2 separate regions of the Homo sapiens genome follow, and region 2 is linked to region 1. Evidence: read pairs that join two places in POLR2A ChIA-PET (ENCODE). Cell type or tissue: GM12878. All regions are shown on one strand. Links, peaks and the distances in the headings refer to the core of each region. The heading gives the core; the rest is flanking DNA. Region 1 overlaps CEP83 (centrosomal protein 83). Region 2 holds the start of LOC124902987 (a long non-coding RNA gene).

The links. ChIA-PET counts read pairs that join two places held together with the same protein. Peaks named below come from ENCODE experiments on the same cell type or tissue, not always from the same donor. Only the 100,000 strongest peaks of a DNase experiment are listed, where the experiment ranks them.
Region 2: POLR2A ChIA-PET joins it to region 1 with 8 read pairs; 3 of 35 experiments call an interaction of 5 or more read pairs at or near these places.

Annotation. Positions count from the first base shown.
Region 1 is chr12:94,308,596-94,324,485 of GRCh38, reverse strand. It overlaps CEP83 (centrosomal protein 83), which reads left to right. Exons shown (of 17, transcript NM_016122.3): 15 at 11,469-11,572; 16 at 14,379-14,568; 17 at 15,569-15,890. The coding sequence ends at 15,673. Among named protein-coding and RNA genes, the nearest start is that of PLXNC1-AS1, 140 kb to the right of the region's middle. In GM12878, for the core only: no CTCF peak of the experiment used is centred there; no DNase peak of the experiment used is centred there; H3K27ac peaks cover 263 bases.
Region 2 is chr12:94,233,728-94,249,617 of GRCh38, reverse strand. It overlaps PLXNC1 (plexin C1), which reads right to left. Exons shown (of 31, transcript NM_005761.3): 10 at 11,815-11,954; 11 at 8,954-9,133; 12 at 5,593-5,680; 13 at 1,512-1,715; 14 at 1,206-1,391. LOC124902987 (a long non-coding RNA gene) reads left to right here and starts at 11,815. Exons shown (of 2, transcript XR_007063410.1): 1 at 11,815-12,534; 2 at 12,832-15,143. RefSeq lists a silencer at 739-939. In GM12878, for the core only: no CTCF peak of the experiment used is centred there; a DNase peak (open chromatin) is centred at 9,267; H3K27ac peaks cover 1,834 bases.

The sequences.
Region 1 (15,890 bases), core at 6,670-14,669:
AAAAAGGGATATCTATCTATAGATATTAACTATCTGCATATAGATATTAAAACAAAAGGAATAGTATAAAAACTATTATGCTAATTAATCATGCAATTTAGAATAAATGAATACATTTCTTTAAGAACATCTTAAACCTAATACAAGAAGAATTAGGTCATTTGGATAGTCCTGTATCTATTAATGAAATGAAATCTTTAGTTAAAAACCTTCCACAAAGAAATGCCTCATTTGGCTTCACTGGTAAATTATTCCAAATACTTAAGGAAGAATTAATACTAATCTTAACGCAAACTCTTCCAGATGATAGAAAAGGAGGAAACACATCTCCACTTATGAGATTAGAACCTGATAGAATCAATATAAGAAAAATTGCATTATAAACATGTAAAAATCTTAAATATTAGCAAACTGAATTTAGTGATATAGAAAAATGATAATATAGCATGAGCATTTAGGTTTTATTCTGGGAATATAGGTGGCTTAACATGCAAAATTGTTCAGTGTAATTCAACACCCTAACAGAACAAAGAAGGAAAACTATTGTGATCTCTAGTGTGAAACATAATTTGACAACATTCAGTACCCATTCATGATAAAAACTTTTGCCAAACTGGGAACAGAAGGGAATTTTCAATCTTATAAATGGTATCTATAAAAATTCTGCAGCTAACATCATACTTACTGATTAAAAATATTGACTGCTTCCCCTTACTTACCCAAGGTCAGGAACAGATGTCTACTATCACCATTTTGTTTAATATTTTATCGGAGGTTCTAGTTAGTGTAATAAGGCAAGAAAAAGAAATGGAGGGGGAGGCTGGTCAAGATGGCCAACTAGAAGCAGCTGGTGTGTGCCACTTTCATGGAGAGAAATAGAAGGAGTAAGTAAATACAGCACCTTCAACTGAAGCATCCAGGTACACGCATTGGGATTCATCAAGAAAACAACTTGACCCAGAAAGAATGGAGAAGAGCAATCAGGACAGTCATCCACTTGGGAGTGACACAGAGCCAGAGGAGCCTCCTCTTCCCAGGGAAGTGGTGAGTGAGTGAGTGACCCCAGCGACCCACGCTTCTCCCTTGGATCTTTGCAACCCACAGGTCAGGAGATCCCCTTGTGAGCCCACTCCACCAGGGTCTGCAGCCTGTTACACAGAATTATGTGGAGTCTCAGCAATGCAGCCGCTCAGATACACGTAGAGCCCTGGGAGCTTTAGATACCCAGGTTTCCCATCAAAAGCAACTGCAACTCCAGCCAAGCAGGACGTTAGACCCCTGTACATACCCCTAGGAAAGAGGCTGTATACAGGGGATAGAGCAGTGACAGTCTGCAGGCCCCACTACCATGGCACCTTGCAGGATAAGACCCACTGGCTTGGAACTCTAGCCAGCCACTGGTAGCAGTGTTACACCTCTCTGAGATGGAGCTCCCAGAGGGAGGGGTGGGCTGCCATCTTTGCTGTTTTGTAGCCTTAGCTATTGCCTTCATTGCAGCCACCCTATGGAAAAGCATCCAGACTGCTTTTTTATGCAGGTCCCAGACCCTGCTTTTCAATGGGTGGGGGACCTCCCGACCAGGGTCACTAGTCACCCTTGTTGGTGTTTTCCAGCTGGCAGTGGTTCCAAGCCACCCTGGGACAGAGTTCCCAGGGGGAGGGATGGGGCTGTCATCTTTGATGTTTCACATTCTTAGCCATTGTTGCCTTTGGGCTCTAGGGAGTCTGAGTTGGTTAGGGACTGGAGTGATCCCCTGGTACAGAGCAGCAGCTCTAAGGAGAAGTGGTCAGGCTGCTTCCTCATGTGGCTCCTGGATCTCATTTCTCCTCACTGGGTGGGATCTCCCGACTGAGGTCTACAACCATACCCCAACCAGTGTTTTCTGGCCAGCAGCAGTTTCAAACCTCCCTGGAATGGCTCTCCCAGAGAGAGGGGCAGGGTGCCAGCTTTGCTGTTTTGCAGCCTTATCTCTTTGCCTTTGGGATTTGGAGAGTCTGAAGCAACTGTTCTCGAGGTACCCCCTCACAGCACAACTGCTCTATGAAAAAGTGGCCAGACTGCTTTTTTACTTGAATCCCTAATCCCATTCCTCCTCAGTGGACAGGACCTTTTGACCAGGGTTTCCAGCCACCTGCACCAGTGTTTTTTGGCTAGCAACAGTTTCAAACCTCCCTGGAACAGAGCTCCCAAAGAGAGGGGTGGACCACCACTTCTGCTGTTTAGCAGCCTTAGCTGTTGTCTTCAGGCTTTAGAGAGTCTGAGGTGATTAGCGGCTGGAGTGGACCCCTAGCAAAGCATGGCTACCCTATGGAAAAAGCTAGACGGCTTTTGTATGTGGGTCCCTGATCCTGTTACTCCTCACTAGGTAGGATCTCCCAACCGAGGTCTCTAGCCACCTCCTGTTAGTGTGTTCTGCCAGCAACAGGTCCGTGCCTCCCTGGGACAGAGTTCCCAGAGAGAAGGCAGTCCTCCATCTTTGCTGTTTCACAGACTTCCTTGTTGATATCTTCAGGTACTGGAAAATTTAAGATGAAAAGGGATTGGAGCGGACCCCCAGCATACTGTAGCAGCCCTATGGAAAAGTGGCCAGACTGTTATTTGGGTCCTTGATTCTATATCTCCTCACTGAGCACGTCCTCCCAACCTGAATCTCCAGCCATCCCCACCAGGGCCATCCAGCCAGTAGCAGCTCTGTTACTGTCTGGGACAGAGCTCCTAGTGGGAGGGATGGGTTGCCATCTTTGCTGTCTTGTAGCCCTCACTCTTACTGTCTCCAGGTTCTGGAGAGTCTGTGGGGACCAGGGGCTGGTACGGATGCCCAACACAAAGCACCTACCTCAGAAAAGTGGCCAGACTGTTCTCTATGCAAGTCCCAGTCCTCACTTCTCCTCCCTGGGCAGGGTCACCCAACCTGGAACTGTAGCACAACTACCCTGAGCTTGCCTGACCACTTCAATCAGAGGCAGCCCAGCAGTTAAAGGAACACCCCCACGCAGAGATGGAACCATCAGACAGAAGGAATCAACGGAAGAACTCTAGCAACACAGATGGTCGGAGTGTCAAATGGCCACTAGTTCTCCAACAAGGGTTCTTAACCAGGCTGAGTTGGCTGAAGTGACACAAATAGAATTCAGAATATGAATAGGCATGAAGATAATCAAGATTCAGGAGAATGGCAAAACCCAATCCAAGGAATCTAAGAATCACAATAAAACGATACAGGCACTGACAGATGAAATAGCCAGTATAAAAAAGAACCTAACTGATCTGATAGAGCTGAAAAACACAAGAATGTCACAATGCAATCACAAGTATTAACAGCAGAAGAGAGAGACCAAGCTGAATAATTTCAGAACTTGAATACTGGCTCTTTGGAGTAAGACAGTCAGACAAAAATAAAAAAGAAGAATAGAAAAGAATGAACAAAACCTCCAAGAAATATGAGATTATGTAAAGAGACCAAATCTACAAATCACTGGCATCCCTGAAAGGGTTGGGGAGAAAGCAAACAACTTAGGAAACATATTTCAGGATATTGTCCAAGAAAACTTCCTCAGCCTCACTAGAGAGACCAACAGGAACTATAGAGAACAAAATTCTACACAGGAAGATAATCCCCAAGACACATAATCATCAGATTTTCCAAGGTCAAAATGAAAGAATATTAAAGGCACTTGGAGAAAAAGGGCAGGTCACCTACAAAGGAAACCCCCTCAGGATAACAGCTGACTTCTCAGCAGGAGCCCTTCAAGCCAGGAGAGACTGGGGACCTATAGTCAACATTCTTAAAAAAATCTTCAACCAAGAATTTCATATCCAGCCAAACTAACCTTCCTCGACAAAGGAGAAATAAGATCCTTTTTAGATAAGCAAATACTGAGGGAGTTTTAGATAAGCAAATGCTTGTTAAATGGAGACCCATCTCACAAGAGATCTTGACAGGAACACTAAATATAGAAAGATGGTTACCATGATTCTGCTGAGAGAGAGCATTAAAAAAAAAAGATGGTTACCAGCCAATACAGAAACACACTTAAGTACACAGATGAGCCACACTATAAAGCAACCACACAAGCCAGCCTAATAACCAGCTAACAACACAATGACAGGATCAAATCCACACATATTAATACTGACCTTGAATATAAATGGGCTAAGTGCCCCCATTTAAAAGGCACAGAGTGGCAAGCTGGATAAAAAAGCAAGACCCAGTGATATGCTGTCTTCAAGAGACCCATCTTATATGCAATGACACCCATAGGCTCAAAATAAATGGATGGAGGAACATCTGCCAAGCAAATGGAAATCAGAAAAATGCCAGGGTTGCAATCCTAGTTTCAGACAAAACATTTTAAACCAACAAAAATCAAAAAAGACACGGGTTTACATAATGGTAAAGGGTTCAATTCAATAAGAAGACGTAACTATCCTAAATATATATGCACCCAACATAGGAGCACCCGGATTCATAAAGCAAGTTCTTAGAGACCTACAAAGAGATTTATACTCCCACACAATAACAGTGGGAGACTTCCACATTCCACTGACAGTATTAAATCCTTGAGGAAGAAAGTTAACAAAGATATTCAGGACGTGAACTTAACATTGGACCAGATAGATCTGATAGACCTCTACAGAACTCTACATCCAAAAACAACAGGAATATACATTCTTCTCATTGCTGCATGGCACATACTCTGAAATTGACCACACAATCAGACATAAAACAATCCTCAGCAAATGCAAAAGAACTGAAATACCAAACACACAGCACAATAAAAATTGAAATCAAGACTAAAAATATAATTGCTCAAAACCATTTACATGGAAGTTAACCTGCTCCTGAATGACTTTTGAGTAAAGAATGAAATTAAGGCAGAAATCGAGAAGTTATTTGAAACTAAGAGAAAAAAGATACAACATACCAGAATCTCTGGGACACAGCTAAGGCAATGTTATGAGGGAAATTTATAGCACCAAATGCCCACATCAAACAGTTAAAAAAGATATCAGCAACCTAGCAGCACAACTAAAACAATGAGAGGACCAAGAGAAAACCAACCCAAAGCTAGCATTAGAGCTGAACAGAAGGAGATCAAAACATGAACAGCCATTCAAAAGATTAACTAATACGGGAGTTGCGTTTTTGAAAAAATTGTTAGGCCACTAGTTAGCCTAATGAAGAAAAATGAGAAGATCCAAATAAACACAATTAGAAATGACAGAGGGGATGTTACCACTGACCCCACAGAAATACAAACAACCGTCACAGACAACTATAAACACCTTTCTGCATACAAACTAACAAAGCTAGAAGAGACAGATAAATTTCTGGACACATACACCTTCCCAAGATAGAACCAGGAAGAAGTTGATTTCCTGTACAGACCAATAATGAGTTCTGAAATTGAGGCAGTAGTAAATACCTGCCAACCAAAAAAAGCCCAGGGCCAGATGGATTCACAGCCACATGCTACCAAATGTTCAAAGAAGAGCTGGTACTGCTTCTCCTGAAACTGTTAACAAAAAATAGAGGAGCAGGAAATCCTTCCCAAATCATTCTGTGAAGCCAGCATTGTCCTGATAACAAAACCTGGCAGAGACACAACAATGAAAACTTTAGGCCAATATCTTTGACGAATATTGATGCAGAAATCCTTAACAAAATGCTTACAAACCGAATCCAGTAGCACATCAAAAACCTAATCTACCATGATTATGTAGGTTTTATCTTTGGGATGCAAGGTTGATTCAACATGTGCAAATCAATAAATGTGATTCATCACATAAACAGGACTAAAGACAAAAACCACATGGTTATCTCAATAGATGTAGAAAAGGCTTTTGATAAAATTCACCATCCCTTTCTATTAAAAACTCAATAAACTAAGTATTGAAGGAACATACTACAAAATGTGAGAGCCATCTGTGACAAACCCACAGCTAACATCATACTGAATGGGCAAAATATGGAAGCATTCTCTTTGAAAACCAGCACAAGACAATTATACCCTCTCTCACCACTCCCATTCAACATAGTATTAAAAGTCCTGGCCAGAGTAGTTAGGCAAGAGAAAGAAAGAAATAAAGGGCATCCAAGTAGGAGGAGAGGAAGTGAAACTATTCATGTTTGCAGTCGACATGGTTTTATGTTTAGGAAACCCCCATAGTCTCAATCCAAAAAGCTCCTTCAGCTGATAACTTTAGCAAAGTTTCAAGATACAAACTCAATGTACAAAAATCACTAGCATTCCTGTACACCAACAGCCAAGCTGAGAGCCAAATCAGGAATGCAATCCCATTCACAATTGCACAAAATAAAATACCTAGGAATACAGCTAAATGTGGGTGAATGATCTCTACAATGATAATTATAAAACACTGCTTAGACAAATCAGAGATGATACAAATAAATGGCAAAACTTTCCATGCTCATGGATAGGAAGAATCAATATCATTAAAATGGCCATACTGTCAAAAGCAATTTATTGATTCAGTGCTATTTCTATCACACTACCAATGGCATTCTTCATGGAACTAGAAAAAAACTTTTAAAATTCATGTGGAACCAAAAAAGAGTCCAAATAGCCACAGCAATCCTATGCCAAACAACAACAACAAAAAACGTGGAGTCATCATGCTACCTGACTTAAAACTATACTATAGAGCAACAATAACCAAAACAGCATGATATTGATACAAAAACAAACACATAAATCAATGGAACAGAATAGAGTAACCAGAATTAAGGCCTCACAGCTACAATCATCTGATCTTCAACAAAGCTGACAAAAACAAGCAATGGGAAAAAGGACACCCCATTCATTAAATGGTGCTGGGATAAACAGCTAGCCATATGCAGAAGATTGAAACTAGACCTCTTCCTTACACCATATGCAAAAGTCAACTCAAGAAGGATTAAAGACTTAAATGTAAAATCCAAAACTATAAAAACACTGGAGGACAACCTAGGCAATACCATTCAGGACATAGGAACTGGCAAAGATTTCATGATGAAGATGCCAAAAGCAATCACGACAAAAGCAAAAGTTGATAAATGGGTTCTAATTAAACTTAAGAGCTTCTGCACAGCAAAAGAAACTGTCAACAGAGTAGACAGATAACCTACAGAATGGGAGAAGATATTTAGAAGCTATGCATCTGCATCTGACAAAGGTCTATCTAGCATCTATAAAGAACTTAAATTTACAGGATAAAAACAACCCCATCAAAAGTGGGCAAAGGAAATGAACAGATCATTTTCAAAAGACATACATGTGACCAACAAGCATATGAAATAAAGCTCAATGTCACTGATCATTAGAGAAATGCAAATCAAAACCACAATGAGATACCATCTTACACCAGTCAGAATGGCTATTAAAAAATAAAAAAATAGCAGATTCTGGCGAGGTTGTGGAGAAAAGGGAATACTTTGATACACTGTTGGTGGGAGTGTAAATTAGTTCAACCATTGTGGAAAGCAGTGTGGTAATTCCTCAAAGAGCTAGAAACAACTACCATTGGACCCAGCAATCCCATTACTGGGTAAATATACTCAAAGGAATATAAATCTTTCTGCCATAAAGACACATGCATATGTTCATTGCAACACTATTCACAATAGCAAAGACATGGAATCAACCTAAATGCCCATCAATGGAAGATTGGATAAAGAAAATGCGGTATATATACACCATGGAATACTATATAGCCATAAAAAAGAATGAGATAATGTCCTTTGCCAGGTACATGGATGGAGCAAGAGGCCATTATCCTTAGCAAACTAACACAAAAAAGGAAAACCGAATACTGCATGTTTTCATTGTCATAAGTGGGAGCTAAATGATGAGAACACATGGACACAAAGGGGAGCAACAGATACTGGGGCCTACTTGAGACTGGAGCATGGGAGGAAGGAGAGGATCAGAAAAAATAACTTGGGTACTAGGCTTAGTACCTGGGTGATGAAATAATCTATTTACCTATAAAACAAACCTGCACATGTACCTCTGAGCCTAAAAAAAGTTTTAAGAATAAAGAAATGGACATAAAGAGTAGACAGGAATTTAAAATTATTCACAGATGTCACTGTGCATGCATAAAAGTCAAACCTATCAAACTATTAAAATTAATATGAATTTTTAAAATTTCTAAGTACGAAGTCAAGTAACAAATACTAGTTATTTTTCTTTACACACACAATTAGAAAATATTTAAATGCCATTTACAATAGCATAAAAATACCTAAAATACCTAGGAACAAATCTAGTGAAAGATGTTTATGACTTCTACACTGAAATACAAATACTGCTAAGAAAAATGGAAAAATGCCTAAAGGGAAAACTGTACCATGTTCATGACTTGGAAGATTCAATATTAAGGTGTCAGTTCTTCCCAAATTTATCCATAAGTTGAATGCAGTTCTAATCAAAATCTCAGCAGGTTTCTTTGTAGAAATTAGAAAGTAGATTCTAAAATTCATCTGAAAGTACAAAGGACTAGAATACCCAAAGCAATCTTGAAGAACAATAAAACTAGAGGACTTAAAACTACCAGGTATCAACACTAAATATAAGCTACAGTAATTCAGTGTGGTATTGGCATAAGGATAAACAGGCAAATGGAACAGTATAGAGTCCAGAAATAGGTTTACACTAAAGGTACCACTGCATTTCGATAAAGGATGTTCCTTCAAATAGTAGTGAGTCAATAGATTAAACTCAGCCTAACCTCACAACATAGATAAAAATGAACCATACACCTAAGTGTGATAGGTAAAAAAAAAAAATAAAGCTTCTAGATGAAAACTTGGGAGAAAATTTTAGGATCTTGGGATAATAAAGATAAGCAGGATGCAAAAAGTTCCTACTATAAAATACATGATTGATGTAATTGATTTTATTTAAATTAAAATCTTTTTATTAAGGGATACTCTTAAGCAAAAGAAAATGACACCACAGGCTGGAGAAGGTCAATCTGCAATACATATATATCTGACATACGATTCATATCTTGAATATATAAAGAACTACAAATCAGTAGGAATCAGGTTACTCAAAAGTTTTAATGGACAAAAGACTAGGATGGACACGTCACAAAGAAGGGATATCCAGATGACTAACATGCATAAAAAAAGATGCTCAATACCTTTAGCTATCAGGAAAATGTAAATTAAAACTACAGTGAGATACTGTATTTCACCAAAACAGGATGCAAAAGCTAAAAGACCGACCATACCAAGTACTGGCAAAAATGTAGAACAGCTAGAACTCTCACATATTGCTGGTGGAAATGTAATTGGTAAAACTGCTTTAGAAAACTGGCAGTATCTACTAAAGCTAAAACATGTATACACTATGACCCATTCATAGGTATATACTGAAGAGAATGAGGTACTTAATCTGCGAAAAACATGTTTAGGAATGTTCGTAAAATATTTATGATATCCCCAGACTGGAAAGAATTTAAATTTTCATTAACAGGAAAATGTATAAAATGTGGTATATTTGTACAATGAATGACAACATTGCAATGAAAAAGAAGTACTGTGACAATACATAACCATGGCTTAGTCATATAGATAAAATGTTGAGAAAAAAGTCCAGATACAAAAGAGCATAAATTTATGATTTCTTTCATATGAATGGGTGGATGGATAGACAGATGGACTCCTTAACTGCCTATAAATTCATAAATAAATACTTATGGTGATAAAAACCAGAAGAGTGGTTCCTTTGCCAGGGTAGACAGGAGCATAAGGAAGCCTTCTGAGATGTTGGAGGATGTGGGACAATCAAAGCATGAGAATGAATGCTCGTAGCAGAGTTATTTGTAATAGTCCCAACTGGAAATAATGCAGATAACCCTTAACGGTGTACTGAGTGAATATACTAGGTTATGCAATAATCGTAAGTGGAATATAATATGTGGGAATGAATGAAGTATATCTGTAAGTAACATAAATCTCACTAACAATGTTGAGTGAAATAAAGTCATTAATAAAAGACTACATACTATGATTGTATGTATATGAGGTTCAAAAATAGGCAAAAGTAAACTATAGTTTTGGAAGTAAATTAGTTGGTTACCCTTTCAGAGGATGACAGGGCTAGTGATTGGAAGGGGGAAAGGTAGGGGCCCTTCTGGCATGGCAGTGCTCTTGACCTACAAGGAAATCATGCCAGCATTTGTTTTGTGGTTTTTCTTTGAGCTTTACGTTTCTATTCTATGCATTTTGCTGTAAGATTATACTTCAGTTAAAAAAGAGTTAGAAAATACCTAAAAGGTTTGTAGCGACTAAATGAGTTTTAACATTTTAGGTGTTTTTCTATTAAAAAACAAAAGGCCTGTGTATAAAAACTGAAAAAAAATACTACTTTTTTCCATACACTCCTTTTGCATTTTACCTGGACTTTTCCGTATTGTTTAATGAAACCATACAAGATTTACTTAGGAATTTCTCCCTTTGTATATTGTAAAGTTTAAATTTTTTCCTTTTAAGATTTAGAAAGGCAACTTTTAAACAGATGCATCCATATTTATCTTAGCTTTCTGATCCTTCAGTTTTATTAATTTGGTAGTACTTTATAACTTACAAACGTGCTTGTAATTTTGAATTTTACTTCAGTTCTTTTCTTTTCCTTTTTTGAGACAGAGTCTTGCTTTTTTGCCAGGCTGGAGTGCAGTGGTGCAATCTCGGCTCACTGCAACCTCCGCCTCCCAGGTTCAAGTGATTCTCCTGCCTCAGCCTCCTGAGTAGCTGGAACTACAGGCACCCGCCACCACGCCCAGCTAATTTTTATATTTTTAGTAGAGATGGGGTTTTACCATGTTGGTCAGGATGGTCTCAATCTCTTGACCTTGTGATCTGTCCGCCTCGGCCTCCCAAAGTGCTGGGATTATAGGCGTGAGCCACTGTGCCTGGCTCCCCACCCTTTTTTTTTTTTTTTTTTTTTAATGGGTTCTTGATCTGTTGTCCAGGGTGGAGTGGCACAGTCATAGCTAACTGTAGCCTTGAACTCCTAGGCTTAATCCATCCTCCTGCCTCAGCCTCCCAAAGCACTGGGATTACAGGCATGAGCCACTGTACCTGGCTCAGTTCTCTTAAACACATGCTATCTTCTGGAACAATGGAGAGCTCATTATTTCTTACCAGATGTACAGGCAGACTCAGTAGTAAAATTTGACTCCTTCCCTTTGTAGATTTTTTTTTTGCAGCAATTATTGATAACAGTTTTTTTGTTTGGCATTCATAATTAATTGTCACATTGAGAATATTAGATAGATTTGTGGTTTATTATCTTTGCAATTTTCAGTAAGAGCCATGTCTACTAACCTTTGTTTCTAGTATTCACTGAAAACATTCATATCTAAACACAGTTTTTGGTGAGTAAAATATTTTCTATATAGTTTTGTTCAAATAAGAGATTATGTATTAACATACTTGTTCATATTTCTCTTTTTAGAGAAAATCTCTTCATGAAAACAAATTGAAAAGACTACAAGAGAAAGTAGAAGTCTTGGAGGCAAAGAAAGAAGAATTGGAAACAGAAAATCAGGTCTTAAATAGGTAATGTGTTTGTATGTGTATCTTCCCCATGTGGTTATTTTGATGTCATAGAACTTTGTCTCTAAGTATAACGTACCTTCTTTTCTTTTAAAATATACATTTTAAAGATTTCTAAAACAGCTTGATAACTCCTAATGTACTATCCTTTTTTTACCCCCTAACTGAATGTTTCTTTAAACCAAAAGGTCTCTGTCACATACCAGGTGTTTGCCTTATGATTGGGACTAACAGAAAATGTCACTGGCTTTGGTAGCAAGGAGTGGTGTTAGTTGTTGCTGCTGTACAAGACAGTTGTAGCTATTGCATAGTTCTGAAAATTGTGCCTACAACTTTGAATCAAAGGTCAGTTTTGGTTTCCTGGTGTGGAGATTTTATTGAGCTGTAGTTTCGGGTTTTGCAGTCACATTCAAGCACATCTGATAATCAGGATCATCAGCATTTTTAAAGCAGAGATTTGTCATATTAAGTTGTTGGTAGTGGCATTATATGACACATTTGATTCAAGTTAAGAAAAATCTTTTTAATTTAGTGAATTAGTGGTAGCCTTCAGCGCCTTGGCTATTCAAGTATAGATTTTTCTGTAATGGAAACTGCCTATAATATCATGCAGTGACGTTTTATGATGTGCACTGGTGTTCTTGGGTGCAATTATTACCAACAGGTGAACAATTGTTTTTTAAAGAACATTCTAGAAGTTTCTAGACTGTAGAATTAGTGCCAGCCTTACAATACTCTATTCCAAAGTAGGAGGCCGCCTTTAGTTTATTAATTTGGTAGTAATTTGTAAATTACAAACATGCTTGTAATTTTGAATTTTGTTTCAATTCTTTTTTTTTTTAAACATGGGGTCTTCGTCTATGGTTCAGGGTGGAGTGCAGTGGCACGATCATAGCTAACTGTAGCCTCGAACCCCTAGGCTTAATCTATTCTCCTGCCTCAGCCTCCCAAAGCACTGGGATTACAAGCATGAGCCACCATTCCTGGCTCAGTCCTTCTAAAACAGAATTCAACTTACTTCCTCTTCCATAAACATTAATATTGAAATGTTAGCAATTCAAGATTGGCCAGTTGTGGTGCAGATCATCTAGAATTTTGAGTGATTTTGAAATTATATTTGATTACTGGATGTCGTGTCCAAAAAGATGATGATCTGTGAAGGCCTGGAAAGTTAGCCTTTTTCTCCATGTCATTTTTTCCTAAAGTTGTGTAGCTTCACCTTTGTGATTACCTTTTATAATAGGAAAAACCAGTGTTTTTCCTATTCTCACACAGTCAACACAACATTTCTGACACCAGATGTTTGGGGTTTTTTCCTATACATGGAGTAATCAGTTTTCCAGTGGACACGAGCTAGGTGTCCTGTAATTCAGGTCTGATCCTGTCTACCTGGATTTAGCATCAGATCCCACAGGTAGAGGGCTCAGTCCCACAAGACTGCCCCCCACTTCAGAATGCAGCCATAAGCCCCAAGTTGTAACCCGTGCTTCTGACTGGCTAAAAATGGCCATAAATTGGGGTTCCCATGACCTGCTCATCATGTTCAGTTAATTTGCTAGAGCAGCTTACAGAACTCAGGGAAACTTATGTTAACCAGCTTACTAGAAAGGATATTACAAAATATATAGATGAGCAGTCAGATGAAAGAGATACATAGGAAAAGTTATGAGGAAGGGGGTGTGGAGTTTCCATGCCCTCTCTGGGCATGCCTCCCTGCAGACACCTGCACATGTTCAGCAACCCAGAAGCTCTCTGACCCCATGCTTTTGGGTTTTTATGGAGGCTTCATTACATAGGCATGATTGATTACATCATTGGCCATTGGTGATCAACTCAACCTTTAGTCCTTTACCTTCCCAGATGTCATGGGGTGGGGTTGGAGAGTGGGGCTGAAAGTTCCAACCCTCTAATCATGCCTCAGTCTTTCTGGTGACCTGCCCCATCCTGAAGCTATTCAGGGGCCCCCAGCCACCAGTTATCTTATTAATATACAAAAGATACTCTTATCACTTCAGAGTTTCCCAGAGTTTTAGGAGCTGTGTGCCAGGAACCAAGGGCAAAGACCAAATATATATTTCTTACTAAAATATTACACTGACATTTTGAAAATTAGATTGAACTATGAAAATCTCTATATTTGACCATATTTCACCTATTTAAAAATGGCAATTTTGTAAGCTTCAATCCAGCATTTTCTTTACACTTGACCCTTGACAACATGGGCTTGAACTGCATGGGTCTACTTATATACAGATTTTTATTCGGGCAAACATGGATAGAAAATATAGTATTCACAGGATGTGAAACCCACCAGTTCAGAGAACCAACTTTTCCATTATGAGGGTTCTGCAGGGCTGACTGCAGGACTTGTATGCACAGGCTTTGATATATGAGGGATGTCCTGGAACTAATCCCATGTGTATACTGAGGGATGAACTGTATTTTTATTTGATTCTTTCTGTAAGATAAGGCACTCTTTTGGTTTAGAGTCTCCCTTTAGTTTCAGGATTCATGAATGGGGGTGAGTAGGAGGGTAGGAGTGAGTACCAAAGTATCAAAAGATTTTAGATCTTTAATTAGCAAATAAAACTTTATAATGAGTTGATAGTCTGCAATGCTAATGATTGCTAATGATTAAGATGTTATGTCATGTTTCTGTTTATCTTTCTAGGTAAACAGATTTTTTATCTATATATTATATATAGATCTCATAATTTAGAAATTCCAGTTTAAAATTATATTCTGTGAATCATACTGTGCTTCAATAGGGTATAACCATGTTAAAGAAACATTTCTTTTTCTTTTTAAGACAAAATGTTCCTTTTGAAGACTATACAAGGCTTCAAAAAAGACTAAAAGATATACAGAGAAGACATAATGAATTTCGAAGTCTAATTTTGGTTCCTAACATGCCTCCAACAGCATCTATCAATCCTGTTAGCTTTCAGTCATCAGCCATGGTTCCAAGCATGGAACTACCATTTCCTCCTCATATGCAGGTATGAGCATTTATTTTAGGGGGAAAAAAAAAGTCGTACATTTTTGTAGGTTTTTATGTTTAAATATGGTGATAAAACTCAAATTATAACTTTGGTCAGTGCTCAAAATTCACCACAAAAATGGCATAAACATTTAAAACTACTTTTAACTTCTTCCCTTTCATTTAGCATAGAAATTTGCTGAATTCAGTTTGAATCATGATCCTTTAGTGTTGGTGCTGAGAGTGAAATCTCTTACTGGACGATAGAAAAGAGGAAACTTGATTGAGTCATTGAGTAACCTAGAGTTTGTAGCTTATTCATAATGTTAATAGTAATTACTACTGAGAATTTACTAACGCAGTGAACTGTGCATGTTCCGTGCAATGTCTAATACTAACGAAAAATGCTTTGAGGGCAGATATTACTATTCCTAATTCATAGATAAGGAAACTGATTCAGAGTGAAGTGACTTGCATAAGGTCATAGCTAATAAGTGACAAAGTTTCAAACCTAAACCTGTTGAATCCAAAACCCGGGCTCTTTCTATTGTATCAAGCCCCTGAGGTATTGAAGGAATCAGATTGATTCTTTTTCAGAAGATGGGAGTATTAATAAGTAATTATGTTTTATAACATAAGCACAGAAGATTTTAATCACTGAATTGAATCTCAGGCCAAGTGCTTTGTTTATAATAAACTGCTGTTAAACACCAGTGTTGTTGGAAAGTTACCATGTAAGTATACCTGGGCCCTGCATTAGTATTTTCTAATTCACTCCCTGGTGAATTTTATACCTAGAGAAGAACAGACTACGGGTTTTGCTTAAGGCTAGAGCCTGAGGCAGGAGAGAAGCAAAACTAGATGGTAGTTTAGCCCATGCTACTGTTTTTAGACTGCTACAGTGGTCAGCATTTCCTTGCCAGATGTTATAGGCATATATAAAAGAGGCAGTCCAAGGTTGCTACCTAACAGTTTTTCTAATAGTTTCTTTTGCTATGCTTTCTCTACATCATTTTAAGGAGGAACAACATCAAAGGGAACTCTCTCTACTTCGCAAAAGACTAGAAGAACTGGAAACAACACAAAGAAAACAACTAGAGGAACTTGGATCTTCCGGAGAATGATGTTCTTGGAGAACAGGCAGATCAAAAGAGGTGAAGTTGGTGACTCAGTAAAACTTGACATTTTAACCTGTGGCATTTAGATACTTTTTACTGTTTGCCAAAACACTTGAATGTGCCTCAAGAAAAGGTACCTACTACATGCTGTATTGTATGACTGTCAGGATTTTAAGATTATACAAGTGAAGCATTAAAAGAGAAATTCTCAGAGATATTTAGA
Region 2 (15,890 bases), core at 5,203-13,202, 73 kb after region 1:
CTTTGGCTTCCCAAAGTGCTGGCATTATAGGCTTGAGTTGTCTCTCCCAGCCTAGTTGTTATTCCTGACTTAAAACTTACTATTGGCTGGGCGCGGTAGCTCACACCTGTAATGCCAGCACTTTGGGAGGCCGAGGCAGGCAGATCACTTGAGGCAAGGAGTTTGGGACCAGCCAGCCCAACACAGTGAAACTCCGTCTCTACTAAAAATAGAAAAAACTAGCCAGGTGTGGTGGTGCGCACCTGTAATCCCAGCTACTTGGGTGACTGAGGCATGAGAATTGCTTAAAACTGGGAAGCGGAGGTTGCTGTAAGCCAAGATCGTGCCACTGTACTCCTGCCTGGGTAACAAAGTGAGACTCTGTCTAAAAAAACAAATAAAACTTATTATTAACCCCATTTATCATACAGATGGACTAAGAGAGGCTCAGGAAACTCAAGTGATTTACCTAAGGCCACAGAGCTATTAACTGGTGCCAGTGGGACATGAACACATTTTTGTTGTTGCCTTCCAGTCTGAAGTTCTTTTGCATTGTCTTTTATCCAATTATTTATGATGATAGATCAAGAAGAATTTATATAGGCTGTACAGAGCCTCATACGGCATGAATACTATAAAGGGTGACTTCTAATGTGTTTCCCTTCTCAGTGGTCTCACATCTTTATTATGGGATATAAATATAGCAGTGATCCGTCCCCCAAACATATCTGGGAAAAGATTAATCGCAGAAAGTATGACTTCATGGTGAAGGAAGCAGCCCATGACCCAGAGATTATCTGGTCTCCATCTGATTCTAATGCTACCCAGAGTGTGCTGAAGAGGCCCTTGTTTGTTTTGGGTTTCTGCTAAGACATGTCACCTCCGCATTTGAGAAAAGAGTGACAGCTCATTTGTCAATGGGTCTAGAGATTTTGCTTGCCGATCCTACTGTATAAATGTGTGGCTAGAACAAAAGCTATCAAGACTCATTAGGATTATAGACAATGGTGTGTCCAACGCTTTGACGTTCGAACAGGCACAGGGATGGATTCAGCCAGCTATTTTGGAGCTATTTTGCTTGGGCTCGCAGTACCAGCTTTGTTTATCTTCTATTTAAAGTGAGGATCTGAAGATCCATGAAAGATTCCATTCTGGCCTCTGGTTTAGCCAAGGAATTATCACAAAAATCAGGTAAAGACAGCAGGTGGGACTGCCAGGTCACTTACCCGAACTTTCTTAGAAGAGTTGGCAATGGTGCTTGCAGTCTTGATGCCTTTAATTTTGCAAAGGATGGTGGTAAGATCTTGATTTCTAGTAATATTTTCAAAACTGCAATTTAATTGCCCATTTTCCCCATGGAAGAGAGTAATTTCAATGTCTTTTTTGGAAATGTTGAAGTTGTCATTTTCTTTCTGTAAAGAACAAAATGAAGATGGAGAAATCAGAGCACATGTAGAAACTCACGAGCATAAACACACCTTTCCAGTCAAGGGGTCGGGGTGACATCCCACCCAGAAAGAAAAGAAACATACTTGAATTTTCACTTCCAGTTCTGTGTCCACCTCGGATTCCACCCGATACCCCGTGAATCTGGGGTCCTCCCGATACTGCAGGGTTCCACAATCCAAGTAGGTGTCTTGTACTCTCAGCTTCACAGTGACATTCGTGCGCACTTTTGAACTCTTTAAACTGGGGGCTAAAAACCCGCAGTAAGTCGCCACACAATATTCAGAGACCTGGACAAAAAGAAAAGAATGTTTTAGTAACTTTGTTAACGAATCCCAGCTGTGATCTCTAAGAGCTAAGTGACCTGAGCAACTTAACTTCTTGGTGCTTCTGTTTTCTCATGTGTAATATGGAGACAGCAAAACTACCTCCCTCACAGGATTGACTTCACCCTACATTACATTAAATGAGGGCTACGTTAACTGAGATTATACATGCTTAGATCAGGGCCCGGCACACAGTAAGCACTCAAAACATGCTAGTTAATATTATGATTAATATCATGAGTGACAATGAAAGCAGCTGGAAGGTTATGCCATGGGAAAAGAGACTAGGCTGAAAGCAGTAGGCTAGGGAAAGGGGAAGATTCTGACCCAAGGGGCTTAGGTGTCCTTGGGGTCAGCCTGTCTGAGCCCTGGGAAACCACGAGAAAAGAAAAGTGTCCAACTCTCAGCAAGGGCCAGCTCCTGAAGCGCTTGTTGCAGCTGAATCACCCTTTGTTGGGGGAACCTCCTGCAGGGCCTTAGCAGAAGTCACTAGACACAAGGAGGACAAGGGTTTTCAGGCATAACAGAAAACAGGAGAAAACAAAAGTAAAAGGAACAATGCATCTCCCATGAAATGAAGAGCATGAAAACTGAAAACAATGCAAAAAAGGTGGCCTGATTTACAGGATTAAAAAAAAACAACAACACATAAATAGGCTGGGCGTAGTGGCTCACGCCTGTAATCCCAGCGCTGTGGGAAACGGAGGGAGGAGGGTTACGTGAGCCCGGGAGTTGGAGATCAGCCTGGGTAACACAGTGAGACCCTGTCTCTCTCTATATATATAAAAAATAAAATTTAAAAAGTTAGTAAATACATAACATAAATATATTGTCCTGTTTAGGTGTACAGAAGGACAGGCAGAGGAGGCTGGTGGGTTAGGGGAGGATGGCAAACATTCTACAGAAAAGCAATTATAACTCATAAAAAGAAATTTATCAGGTGGGAAAAACTATTTTTCCCCCACCCCCGCCACCCCCTGATACTAGAGCATAAAAAAGACAATAGGAAGAGGCAATTGGTGGGAAAATATGATGTAAAGAGCTGAGATTTGGACAAGCACAACCTTCCTTTCCCTTCACATCTTTCCAAACTATAGCCCTGAATCTCCTGCTCACATTTCTGTCCTCAGGATGAAAACCACTGTCTCTACTGCCTCAGCAGCCTTAACTCCTAGCAGGCTGGCTTTTTACTGAAGATGCCTTCTAGAAGGATTGCAGGTGAGAGGATCACCCAACCCTATTATCCTCAAGACTCTACAGTTCCATACTCGTGACAAACTCGCGCCATGCGATTTACTCTTTTTCACTGGTTTCTGAGCACCTTCTCGGCCACCTTCACGGCCCATCCTACTGTCTGTCATTCCTTAAAATGAAGCTTTGCCACCAGTCCTAGGTGCTCTTTTCTTCCTCCTCTGTGCTCTCACTCCCATGATGTCACCCCCACTCTCCCTTCAACGATACTGCTATAAAGACAAGCTGGTCATCTCTAGCTTCACGATGCCCCAGCACTTGAGACCTGCTCTGCTAACCACAGCCCAAAGGGAGCTACTGTCAGCCCAGAGAGACTGTGGACGTCTCAGACACACCTGCACTGGCATGAGCATCCTCACTGGGCTCCCAGCCTTTCTTCAGTTCCTGCCTCTCCAAACTCAGCTGTGCACCATTGCCAAAATAATAACCGCCCTGCAGGAGGTTCCCCAACAAAGAGTGATTCAGCGGCAACAAGCACTTCAGGAGCTGGCCCCTGCTGGGGGTTGGACACTCTCTTCTTTTCTCGTGGTTTCCCAGGACTCAAGACAGGACACCGAAGCCTTTTGGGTCAGAATCCTCCCCTTTCCCTAGTCTACTGCTTTCTGCATAGTCTCTTTTCCCATTGGTAACCTTCTGACTGCTTTCATTGTCACTAATTGTCTCGGTCCAGTGTGAGTCCAGTGTACCTAGACCTATGTCACTTCCTGCTCAGAGATCTTCAGTGGCTCCCTGCTGCCTACAGAATTAAGGGCAAAGTTTTCAGTCTGACGCTGCTTTTTGTGGCCCCAGCTCAGTTTTACAGCTATCGCTCTTGGTCATTCCAGACCCACCCTCTAGGTTCCCACTAAGCAGGATTGAGTGATGTTCCCAGCACGGGCCTGCGAGGACTCTGTCCTCTGTACCTGAACTCACCTCCCTGCTTCCACCCACCCCACTCCATACTGCAGGCGTACTTAATCCCATGCATGTTTAATTTCTCTTTAATGTGAAAAGAAATGGTGTCTTCTTGGACTCACAGGGTTTCTGAACAGTTAGGGAACCAGAGGACCTAGAACCTGATGATACTCTGTGCTGTCAACTTTTTTAATTTTTATTTTATAGAGATGGGGGTCTCACTATGTTGCCTAGGCTGGTCTCGAACTCCTGGCCTCAAGCAGTCTTCCCGCCTTGGCCTCCCAAAGTGCTGGGATTATAATCGTGAGCCACCACACCCAGCCTCAACTTTCAATCCCAATGTAGATTTGCTGCCTGCCTCCATGAAGGCAATATGACTATCTCACTTATCTTTTGTCCCTGCACCCAGCAAAATGTTTTGCCTGCAGTAGGTGCTCAAAAAATTCAACTTGATTTGGGAACAGCAAGTAGGAGGGAGAGCAAGTCCGTGACAAACTCAGGTAATGCCTCTGCTCAGAGGGTCAAACTATACGAGCCATTCAACTGGAGGTGTTCACACCATGGAGATGAGGCCTGGAGTCAGATACAGTGTGAGGCTTGGAAGTGGCTCTGAACTGTGTCAGCAGGTGAATGTGTGCACCACAAGGCTGTAAGGACGGCCTATCAGGCGGCCCCCGGAATTTGGGTCTGAACCCACACTGCTCCTGAGGAGGGAGTGTGTCAGCCTTGGCAGGAAGTGGTCAGGCAGGGCCCCAGAGAGGCAGCCACCTCACATATCTCATCAAGGAGAGGGAAAAAGGGGAAGAAAGAATGGGGAAGGATATTTAGAAGTGTGTGCAAGTACACTTGGAGGCCTGACTTGTATGTGAAATCCCTCATCTCCCCTCTTGGCATCAGAAGCTTCCATCTAGAGCAGCCGTGTCCAGCCTTTTGAATGTGAGGACTTTTTTGCTTATCTGTGGTGGTGGATATCACGGAAATTATGCACAAACCATTTTTTAGCTCATTAGCTATCGTTAGTGTTGGTGTATCTTATGTGTGGCCCAAGACAATTCTTCTTCCAATGTGGCCACAGGAAGCCAAAAGGTTGACACCCCTGCTCTAGAGGATCCCCATCTGGAGGCACCAGTGGGAGAATCGGGCAAAGGTGGAAACCAGACCCCTCCTACCATTTCTCCTGTGGGGAGACGAAAGGTAAGAGAAGGTGACATCAGATGGTAGGGAACAAATTGGGTCGAAGAGAAGGAGAAGCACATGACAAGATTTCTGGGACCTTGGCAAGTCATCTAACCTCTGTGAACCCAACTCTCTCTGTGCAATGGGAACAATACCACCTACTCTTCACAGAAATGCAATTCTTTATATCACACCTTAACCATTCACGGAGCATTTTCACACATATTCATAAGCATTGCCTCATTAGGGTGACTTGCCACAAATCACATAAAAAGAAAATGTCAGGTCTTATCGTACCAAGTTCATTTCTCTTTCCTCATTGCTGCAACTAGAAATACTCAGCTACAAGGATAAGGTCTTATTATTTCCATTCTAGCATGGATAGAATATATGATAGCATAGGTAAAAGTTTATAACACCAAAGTCACAGAAACAAAAAATACCCCCAACATAGCATAGTGTGATGAAAATAGAACCATCCTTGAAAACAACTATTATTACAAAGCAGCTGGAGACTTACATTTATGTTTCCTTTTAATTCATGTGAAATGATTAAGTTGTCAATTACATCAAAATTTCTGCCCATCATGGTTATATTTTGACCACCACTGCAAGGAATAAAAGCAACAATAAGGGTTTCATAGCTAACACACAGGCATTTTGCATTTATGAACAAAGCTATCAATTTATTCATGTTTAATATTAAACCCAATTATGTTTGAGAGCAAATTAATGAATTTTAATTTCAAATACAGGACAATTTTGGGAATCTTTTCAGGATACCAGCCACAAATTCATGGGTTTCAAGATGCATAAATATAAAAATTCAGGTCAGATCCTATTTTAATTCTAGGAAAATGCCCAGATTCTTTGATGGAATTTGAATTTTGTTTGTGTCATATCGCCACATATAATCAGATCAGGAGCTGTACCTTGAAAAGGTTTCACTAAACAGAATTTTGTTTGATTACTGTTTAATCTATATAAAGAGACTTCAATCTAAGAATTTTCAAAATCAAACTCCTAACCTACCAATGGTATGTTATTTAGAGAGACAGGAAACACTTTGGGCAAGGTAGAATTACAGATGACATGCAAAGTGTAAATTCCTATTTGGTACGCCGTATAAATAACAGCTGCATTCCATCTCTCTAAAACCAGGCCAAATAACTTCACGTTTCTCAGTGCATATAAGCAAAGCGGTCACTGGGTGTGAAAGAAACAGCTGTCCACAGCTCTGTCTGCCCTTGCACCCCTGTTCACGTAGGTCACCAGACACTCATTCTAGGGGACAAGAGCCTGGGTACGTCAGGTCCAACAGCCAGCTGAGCCCCTGATGACAAGACCAGGAGGTGGGCCTGAGCAACCCAATTTGTGTAGGGCAGAGAGAAGACACTGATCTCTGAATCCTCCAGCCACAATGGGGAAGGGCTGAGTTGGCCTCATGCCAGTCTGTAGCCATTACCAGAAAACCGAGCCAAGCGTGATCTCCCGATGGCCAGCATTTAGAGCCACATTCTTGCTCAAGGCACAGTGACCAAGGAGCAGCCAAGACACACAGGCTCAGAATGTCGCAGGTGACAGAACAGTAGGGAGCCTCTTACTTTATAGCAAAGCAGGATACTGCTGTGGCTCAGAGCCCAACCTCCTAGTACCAGCTGTCTGGGAGGCTGGGGTGAGTTGTTTGAACCCTTTTCCTCCCCCAGTTCCCTCATTTGCAAAAGGGACAAGCCATAGCAGATCTCATAAATTTGTTGTGAGGATTAACCTAGTCAATAGATGAACACACCAGGCACATGGGGCATGCCACATCAATGTCTCCTTTTATATGGAGAATGGAATTGGTCCTAGAGTGGGGGATGTCATGCTAGAGCCTTGGTTTTGAAATTTCAGTTCTCCTTATCTTACTATTATGGACTGAACTGTGTCCCCAAAAAATGTGTCCCCATAAAATGTATGTTGAAGCCCTAACTCCCAGTGCCTCAGAATGGGACTGTATTTAGAGACGTGGGTGGTTAAAGAGGTAAGGAAGGTTAAACGAAGTCATTGGGGTGGGCCCTAATCCAACATGACCGATGTCCTTATAAAAAGGGGAGATTATCCCAGCTACTAGAGAGGCTGAGGCAGGAGAATCACTTGAATCTGGGAGGCGGAGGTTGCAGTGAGCCAAGATTGCGCCACTGCACTCCAGCCTGGGTGACAGAGTGAGACTGTCACAAAAAAAAAAAAAAAAAAAAAAAAAATTGGGGAGATTAGGACAGAGATACAGAGGGAAGACCACGTGAAGACATAGAGAGAAGATGACCATCTACAAGCCAAGGTGTAAGGGCCTCAGGAGAAACCAATCTTACCAACACCATGATTTCAGCCTCCAGAACCGGGGAGAAAGAAATTTCTGTTGTTTAAGCCACAAACGCTGTGGCACTTTATGTCCACCCTAGCAAACTAATATAGCCACCTCTCACTTGATCTTAAATAAGAATATTAAAAGTGATTTTTTTCTTCTCTACTTTTTTTCCTCTTTCTCTTCCCCTCCTTTTCTTCTTCTTCTTCTTCTTTTTTTTTTTTAACAAAGCTTTTTGTCTGTAGGTTTACCTAGAGAGTACTTTGAAAATTAGCTTCGTACTGTGTCAGGCAAAGAAAATATCGTTAGGATTTTAGTCCTAAAGAGATTTAGGAATAAAAATATTATGAAAGTGAATTTAAATTCAACTAGGAGGAATCTTTATTACAGCATTCTTCACAATAACCAAGATAGGGACTCAACCTAAGTGTCCATCAACAGATTAGAGGATAAAGAAAATGTGGTACCTATACACAATGGAGTATTATTCAGCATACAAAAAAGAATGAGATCCTGTCATTTGCAACAACACAGATGGAACTGCAGGACATTATGTTAAGTGAAATAAGCCAGGCACAGAAAGACAAATATTGCAGGTTCTCACCCATATGTGGGAGCTGAGAAAGTTGGTCTAATGGAGATAGAGAGTAGAATTATGGGTATCAGAGGCTGGGAAGGGTGGTGTGGCGGGGCCAGAGAGGGATAAAGAGGGTTTGGTTAATGGCTACAAAAATACAATGAGATAGAATAAGATCTAGTGTTCAGTAGCATAGTAGGGTGTCTATAACTCACAATAATTTATTGCATATTTAAAAATAGCTAGAAGAGTGGAATTGGAATGTTCCTAACAGAAAGAAATGATAAGTGCTTGAGGTGATGGATACTCCAATTACCCTGATTTGATGATTACATATTCACTGTATGATCATAGAAAAAACATCACGTGTCCCATAAACATGTACAAGTATTATGTACCCATGAAAATGCAAAAAATACATAATAGTAATAAATTTAAAAATTCAACTAGGGAGATAAATGTTTTTCTTAACATATTGGATTTATCTGGGAGAGTTTATTTTGGGGTTTCCATCTCCCCCTTAGGGAACATCTTGAAAAGGTTGATTCTGCTTTTCATTTTGATAGCTCCCAATATTTCCCCCAAAGAATTCAAAACAGCTTAAAGTATCTAAAGTCTATAAAATGAAAGAGGTAAGAAAGAAGCCTTTTATCACAAGCAGGAGGGACACATAGTAAAGAGTGTCATATATCTATATCAAAAACCTAGGCAAACATTTCAGCTGTGAGTTTCTCAGCAGCCATGGTGAAGGGAAAAAGGTGTGCTCATAGCATTCACGATGAGCATGGGAAGCAAATGTCTTGTCAGGTATGCATTTTTCTAGGAGTAAATCCTAAGGAGAACTCGGTGAGAGGAATTTGGAATGACCACTGTTTCTGAATTTACTTGAATAAAATCAATGATCTTTGGGCATATGACCTTTAACCACAATGAGAAAAAGATTATGAATCTAGAAAGTACCTGATCCAGGTGGTAGCAGGAAATATAAGGGAACAATGTGGCAGAGCAATGTAGGATAAGGATCCCACAGAAGAGCAGTTCCCACCATCAAACTGGATACACACATCCTTCATTTCTTTCCGGCTTGATGGAAGAGAGAATTTCATGTGGGTGTCATTTAGCACATGGCTAACCTGTATCCTAGAAAAGAGTAGAAAAAGAACTCTCACATGACACAGACACTTAGCACAGTTGATTACCCAAGGTGACAGCAAATGAATTTCACTTGAACTACAACACTTCATGAAGGAGCAGAACAGCTGCAGGCAACTACTGACTCATGAGGGGCCAGTGACCCAAGTTGGTATTATTAGGGGTTGGGTTCCTCTTTCTTTAGTACATTTTTATCTTTCTTATTTGCATTGCCCTTAGAAGTGGGAAAGGAAGGAGGTGTAACCATTGCCCTGAAGAAGTACTAATAGAAAGCAGAACATGAACTGGGGGTTACATTATGTTAAGAATTGTGGATAATTCTGTTGAGTATCATAATGGCACTATGGCTTATCTGTTAGAGAGGTACTGAAGTATTTAGCAGTGAAGGATATGGTGTTTGGTTCTTATCATGCCCCCCCAAAAATCCCAGATAAGATAGATGAAGCAAGATTGGCAAAATGTTGATAGGCTTTGAAACCGGGAATGGCTACAGAGAGGTTCATTACACTCATCTCTCTTGTATTATGTTTGAGTTTCCATAATAAAAAGCTTAAGAAAAAAAGCCCTAGTCAAGCACTGAGAGGGTAAAACACAGCACCAGACAGAGATGGAAATTCTGCTGTTCAAAGGGGGCCTAAACCAAGAGCCCAGGCATCTCAGAATCAATCAGCATTGGGGCCAACATGCTCCCTAAGGAGTATCCAGGCTGGGACTTAGCTGGGGCTGTCCAGGGTGCTCCTGATGTCCAACAGCTGATGCTTGGCGCCCTTTCAGAGTCAGAGCGAAGCTTTCTCCGACATTCCCGCTGTCACCTGCAGCTTCCTCTGTGTGTCTACAATGATCCTCTAAAGCACAAATCATTAAGCCTGGGTTGTGTCTGAATAATGCTCAGTATAACCGTGCTACATGAGAATCTGTTATTACTACTTAAAGGCCATGTGCATGATGATTAACTTTAATGCTATCACTAACCCTTTAGGATAAGGCAAATTCAAAAACATCTGAGTCAGTTTGTACTTACGCCACCTCAGACGCACATTTTCAGGTTTATATTCAGAGCAAAGCTCTAGGAAATTTATCATAAAGTGGTTGAACATTAAAATTCAAACTTGTTTATAAATTTCAGAAGAAGAGAGGTGAAAATGTAGGTCATTCCACTACTAGTATTTTTCTCTTTAAAATAATTACCCATTTTAAAAGTACCATATTAAAAGAGCTTGGGATTACAGCCTGGGCTCAGGTATAGGATTAACTGAGTATTATGTTGACTGCTTGTGAACTTGGCTTCACCACACAGATGTGGTTACTGAAATGCGACATGCAGAAAGGTCTCCTAGTCATTTAATTTAATAACTGCAGTATCTCAAGACACATTCGGAATTAAAATGAGAACATAAAGAGTCAGAAACAGGGTAATGCTCCGAAAAACTACTTATTTTCCATGAAGTTGATTGCCTTTCAGTGAATACACAGGTGTCTAACTTCACAGATTTCGCTACATAAAATGAAAGATTTTTGCAATAAGGTATTTAGCCAGGATAAACAGCACAAAAAAACCTATGTTGCATAGATACAGCCTCTAATGTGTGCTTGATAATTCTGGCAAATAGCAGAACACAGGCAAGCCACCAATGAGCAGCTTTTCTCATCAAGATCACAGATATTCCAAATTTACTGCTATGAGGGGAAGGGCATGGCAGTGATGTGCAGAAAATGAATTAAAGAAGAAAATTCAGTAAATAAGCATAGCAGATTAGAATGCTGTACAAATCTGTTTTAGTAGTTAAAAATCAAAACATCACGCTTCAGCAGATTGTCTTAAATGCATTTCCATGATGAAAATAAGCTTAGTATTATACTCTATGTAGACTGTAACATCTTTTACTTCAAATTAGCCCAAACTTATATGAGTTAACAAGCAGAAAACTCAAATAATCTGTTGTGTTATTTAATAACTGCAGTTATCACATCACTTTTTTTTTTTCGAAGGGGGAGTAACCATTTGCACAAGGACATCGGTAGAAATTGAAAAGTCTTTCTCCAAGTTTCACCGATGTGATGAGTTTGGGAAAGAAGTGACAGAAATAATAATGTTCAAGAGATACATTGACCAGATATTTATGTTGGGGTGTTCTTTTTTACTACCATTATATGTAGTAGTAATTTAATTTTTGGAGGCTGAAACCAAACCAGTAAAGAGAAGGCTACAAAGAATAAAATGTCCACATAAAATGGATCCAAGAGGTTTTGTTTTTTCAACTTTGGGTGGCACACTGGAAGAGCTGCTCCAAAAAATTCCTCATCAAATTTCAAGGTACTCAACTATTTTTCCAAGTGCATCACCTAAAGAATGATGTTTGCTACTCCATATACTTGATTTTGTTACTGAAAATGAATCAAGACCCCAAACAGGCAACATCCTGAAATGACTATATACTGAGATTTTTGGGGAATAACACAGAACAGATTCTCTCACAATGAACTTCAGATCTGTTGTGAAAATTATTTTACGTGTTGGAATTATATTATGTCAAATACTCTGACTAATTGGCCTGCTTTGGGGCATGGCAATAATTTGACTATATTAAGGTTATAATCACACTGATATTCCTTTGGCACAGGTTTGAGCGTTACGTTACCGAGGATAAATTATTAGTATTTCGACTCACACATCCTTATCACAGGTACTGGTTCCTTTCAGGATCATTGTGATGTTCGATGCCCGGGTAAAGTTTGCTCCCGTTACTATCACGTTGCTTTTCCCTAATGTCGATACTTTCTGTGGCTCAATGGACTTAATGTAGAAGACCTATTGGAAAGAAAAGATTAAAACAGGAGATCAAAGCTAAGAAATGGCATCGCTCCAAAAAAATCTGTTTATACGCTGCAGTTCGAAGAAATCACTGGGAAATTACAACATTTTGCGAACACAAGCAGACAGTGTTTAATGAAATCAATGAATTCAAGGAAGAGGGCTGCAGATTCATGTCTCTCAACATGTGACAGCATGAGGTCAAACCAATTAGTCTTTGTCTCACAAGACAGTTGAAAATACAGTTGAAAAGTCTGATATTCTGTCTGAAGAGTGAGGTATCACTAGAGTTTTGAAAATGTTTACTGCCTTACAGCCTCTGGAGGCTCACAATGTAAGCAAAATCAAGGAAAAGAAAGAGAGTCCATTGACCGTAGGCCAATGACAGACTCATCGTTAAGTTGAAATAAATGTCATTCCAGATAAATTCAGTTCCCAAGAAAGCAGTCATATTTTTGTTACAGTGAGGCTATTTGAATCCAGGAGGATACTGCAGGGGGAAAAACCTCAAGAAATCAACCTGTTCAGTCACCTACTATCAAGTAGTTGGATGTCTAAACCACTGTGGCCAACCAAGGTTTGTAGATACCACAACCTCCTTCTTGCTACCCAGTTTCAATAGACTTTATCAGGCCTAAGGTCAAGAACATGTCCCTTGGAGTCCCTTGCTACCTAGCTTCATACCATATAGGTGAATGCCACCTTACTTCTCCATTTGTGATATCTAATCAAATTCTCCCTTTAAAAAAAAAGCCCTTTATTTGATAGCAAGAATCATTTTCCCTTTTCAAGATAAAACAATCCTGAGTTCTTTCACTTTTATGTTACAGATGCTACTGTCTATCATTCTGATAATTTCACTGTTCTTTTGTAGACCATTTTCAGCAAGTCTGTATTCTTCTATAATACGGTGACCAAAACAGGACATAAGATTCTAAGATTCTACCCAATATAAAGTCCAGCAGAACTTCAGCAAGAGTGAACATCATACTCACACTCTTTTTTCCCCTATATCCTCTACCATCGCAGAATATACTCAGTCTTGATATTTGAAAATGACCCCAAAGTCCAGAGATGCTTAATCACATGACGTTTGGTGAAATTCTAAATGCTGAGTGCATCCACTTGGAGGACCGAGTCCAGGAAGAAGCCCCTGAGCCACTGGGAGAACTCCGTGATGTCCAACACCTGCCTAACACCTGCTTCTTGAAGCAATTGAGTATCCTCTGCTCCTTTGTACATGGAACACTCATTGGGGTGGCATTGCTGGGCTACAGGGGCTGCCCATCCTGCTCAAACAGACATTTTCTCATTCTGCTCCCCAGCACACACAGGTGCTACACGGCACAGTCGTCCCCATCACTCATCAGCGCTTTGGACTGGTTTTGCAGATTGAGGTAAATTCATTGTTAATGTCATCACAGCAATGATGTAACATGACACAGAATTGATTTTGGTAGCAGAATTTATTTTAATCACTTTGTGAAGGACGTTAGCCCTGTATTAATAGAATCACTAAGGGCCTGAAAGGGTCACTTTAATTATTCTGTTATACTTGACTGCATTTTATGGGGGAAATTATCTGCTAGAGTGGTACTTGGAATGGGGGGATTAGCAAAGCCTTCAAGATAAATCTCTTGCAAATGTCAAGTGTGTGTTATATAGCAAAAGGCTTACTCTTCGCTCTTACGTGGTGACAGCTAAGAGAACAAGTGTTTATTGAGCACCTACAGGGTCCTTAGGCCAGATATTGTGGGGGACACATGATCTATGTGTGCACTAGATCAGGAGTTGGCAAACTATAGTCTGTGGGCCAGATCCTGCCCGCTACCTGCTTTTGTATGGGCCATGACAAAATGTCAAAAGAAGAATAATATTTCATGACATATAAAAACACATGAAATTCAAATTTCAGCACCCATAAATATTCGTCTGGGTAGTGTCTCTGGCTGCTGTTGCACTGCAGCAGTCGAGTGGAGTAGCTGCAGCAGAGACCATACGGCCCGCAAAGCCTAAAATATTTACTGTCTTGGCTCTTTGTAGAAAACATTTGCCGACCTCTGCTCTAGAGGAGTCCACTGTCTTCTTAGGGGAGCAAGATAGAATTTTTTTTCTTTTTTTATGTAAACCTCATTGCAGACTCACGTTTACATCCAAGTCAACTATGATTCCCAGGTTTCTTTTCTTTCTAGATAGTCCTTCCTGCTTCTTATATTTATACTGTTGATGTCTGCTCAAGCAAAATTTTCAAACATGCCAAGTAAATGCTTCTTCTCCATTCTCTGCAGAGGATAAAGAGAGCCTTACAACTAATGTAAAAAAGATTTTTTAAGGAAGTTATATTTTGCTCCTTAAATGGCTCTACGAACACCATCAGAGGACTTGCCACATCATCTTATTAACTTTTTATTTCCCTGAGTGGAGACCGCCTTGCTACTTCAAAAACATTTTAAACCCCTATTGTTTAGAGAGGGTTCTCTTGGCCATCTAGGATGGAATCCAGCCCTGGCCTGTCTTGTGAAAGTGGGTGCTTCAGTCTGCTTTTAAACAGACTCAGATTAGTTGTCTTTTGTTTGCTGGTGGAACCTCTTCTAATCTTAATAAATGGGTTAAAGAGCTACCAAGAGGACCCTCCTAAATAAATAGTGCAGGTATAAAACAACATTTTTAAAACAAAATGTAGAGTCAGCTCCATGGCTGCCCTGTATGGTTGCAACAATTCTTAGAAATACATTCTTTCTTTTTACCAATAAAGATTTTGAAAAATCCAGTACAGACAAAAGAGCAAAGAATCATTTCCCCATAAAGGTTCTACACATTCAATATTTTAGATCAATTTTTGTATTTTCATCAAGAGTTAATTCATAAAACCTGGCATATAGTAGCCAGCCCTATAAGCTTATGCATTTTAGAGGGAGTTAATTGTAAAACATAATTGAGCTCAATACAAAGAGACAAATTCTTAGAGCCCTATCGTGGGATTCCTCCCTCACTCTATGTCCAAGGATTTCTATGTATTCAAATCAAAATACCGTTGACTATAACCGTCACAGCCCTATGTTGTCCAGCAATTAACCTCAGAATAGTGTGCTTCCTGTAGGTTACGTTTTAAAGACTTCAGGGTTATTTTTAAATGGCTGCACAATTTGAACTTATTTAATAAACTACTATGAGCTCTGGCTTTCAGTCCCTGTTTTGTATAAGAAAGCACATTAGAAGCTGGTTAATTAGGAGATTTATAGAATACCCGATCCTTTTTATTTTTTATTTTTAACTAAGTCATTATAGGATATTGGAAATAGCACAACCACTAAGAAATAGTTATCTTTCAAAAGGTCTAAGAGGATTACTTCTGACAGTAAGAGTACCTTTTGTGAAGTCTGACGTCAACACAATTCAAATTACCATGACATTAATGGAGAAAATACTGCTATGATTGAAAAGAATATTGGAAAGAGGTGCATTAGGAGGGCTCAGTTTATTAAGGCCAAATTGTACTCTATTAATCTGTTAAAAAAAAATCTGAATATAGCAAACTCTCTGTAGGCCTGGACCTGAATCAACACTCAGTAAAACATCTCTCGGATTTTCACTCATGAAATTAGTTCAAACAGGACTAGATAAAAAGTCACATGGATTCAAAACCAGCTGGAAATCTGAAACCGAAGGACATTAGATAGATGAAAGGTAGCACAACTAATTAAAGGAAAGAGTCCTGTAGGGCCCTACAGGAGTGAGTATTCGGTTCAGGATTATTTAACATCTTTATTAATGACTGAGAAGAGGATAGAACTAATATATTAATGAAATGTATAAATTGGTAAGAGTGGTAACCAGCCGTGGAAATGGGAAAGAGTAAAAGGAGGTGAGATATGGAAAGAAAATAGCAAAATACAGGTCCACTCAAGAAAAATTAGAGTGTGAAATGGAACA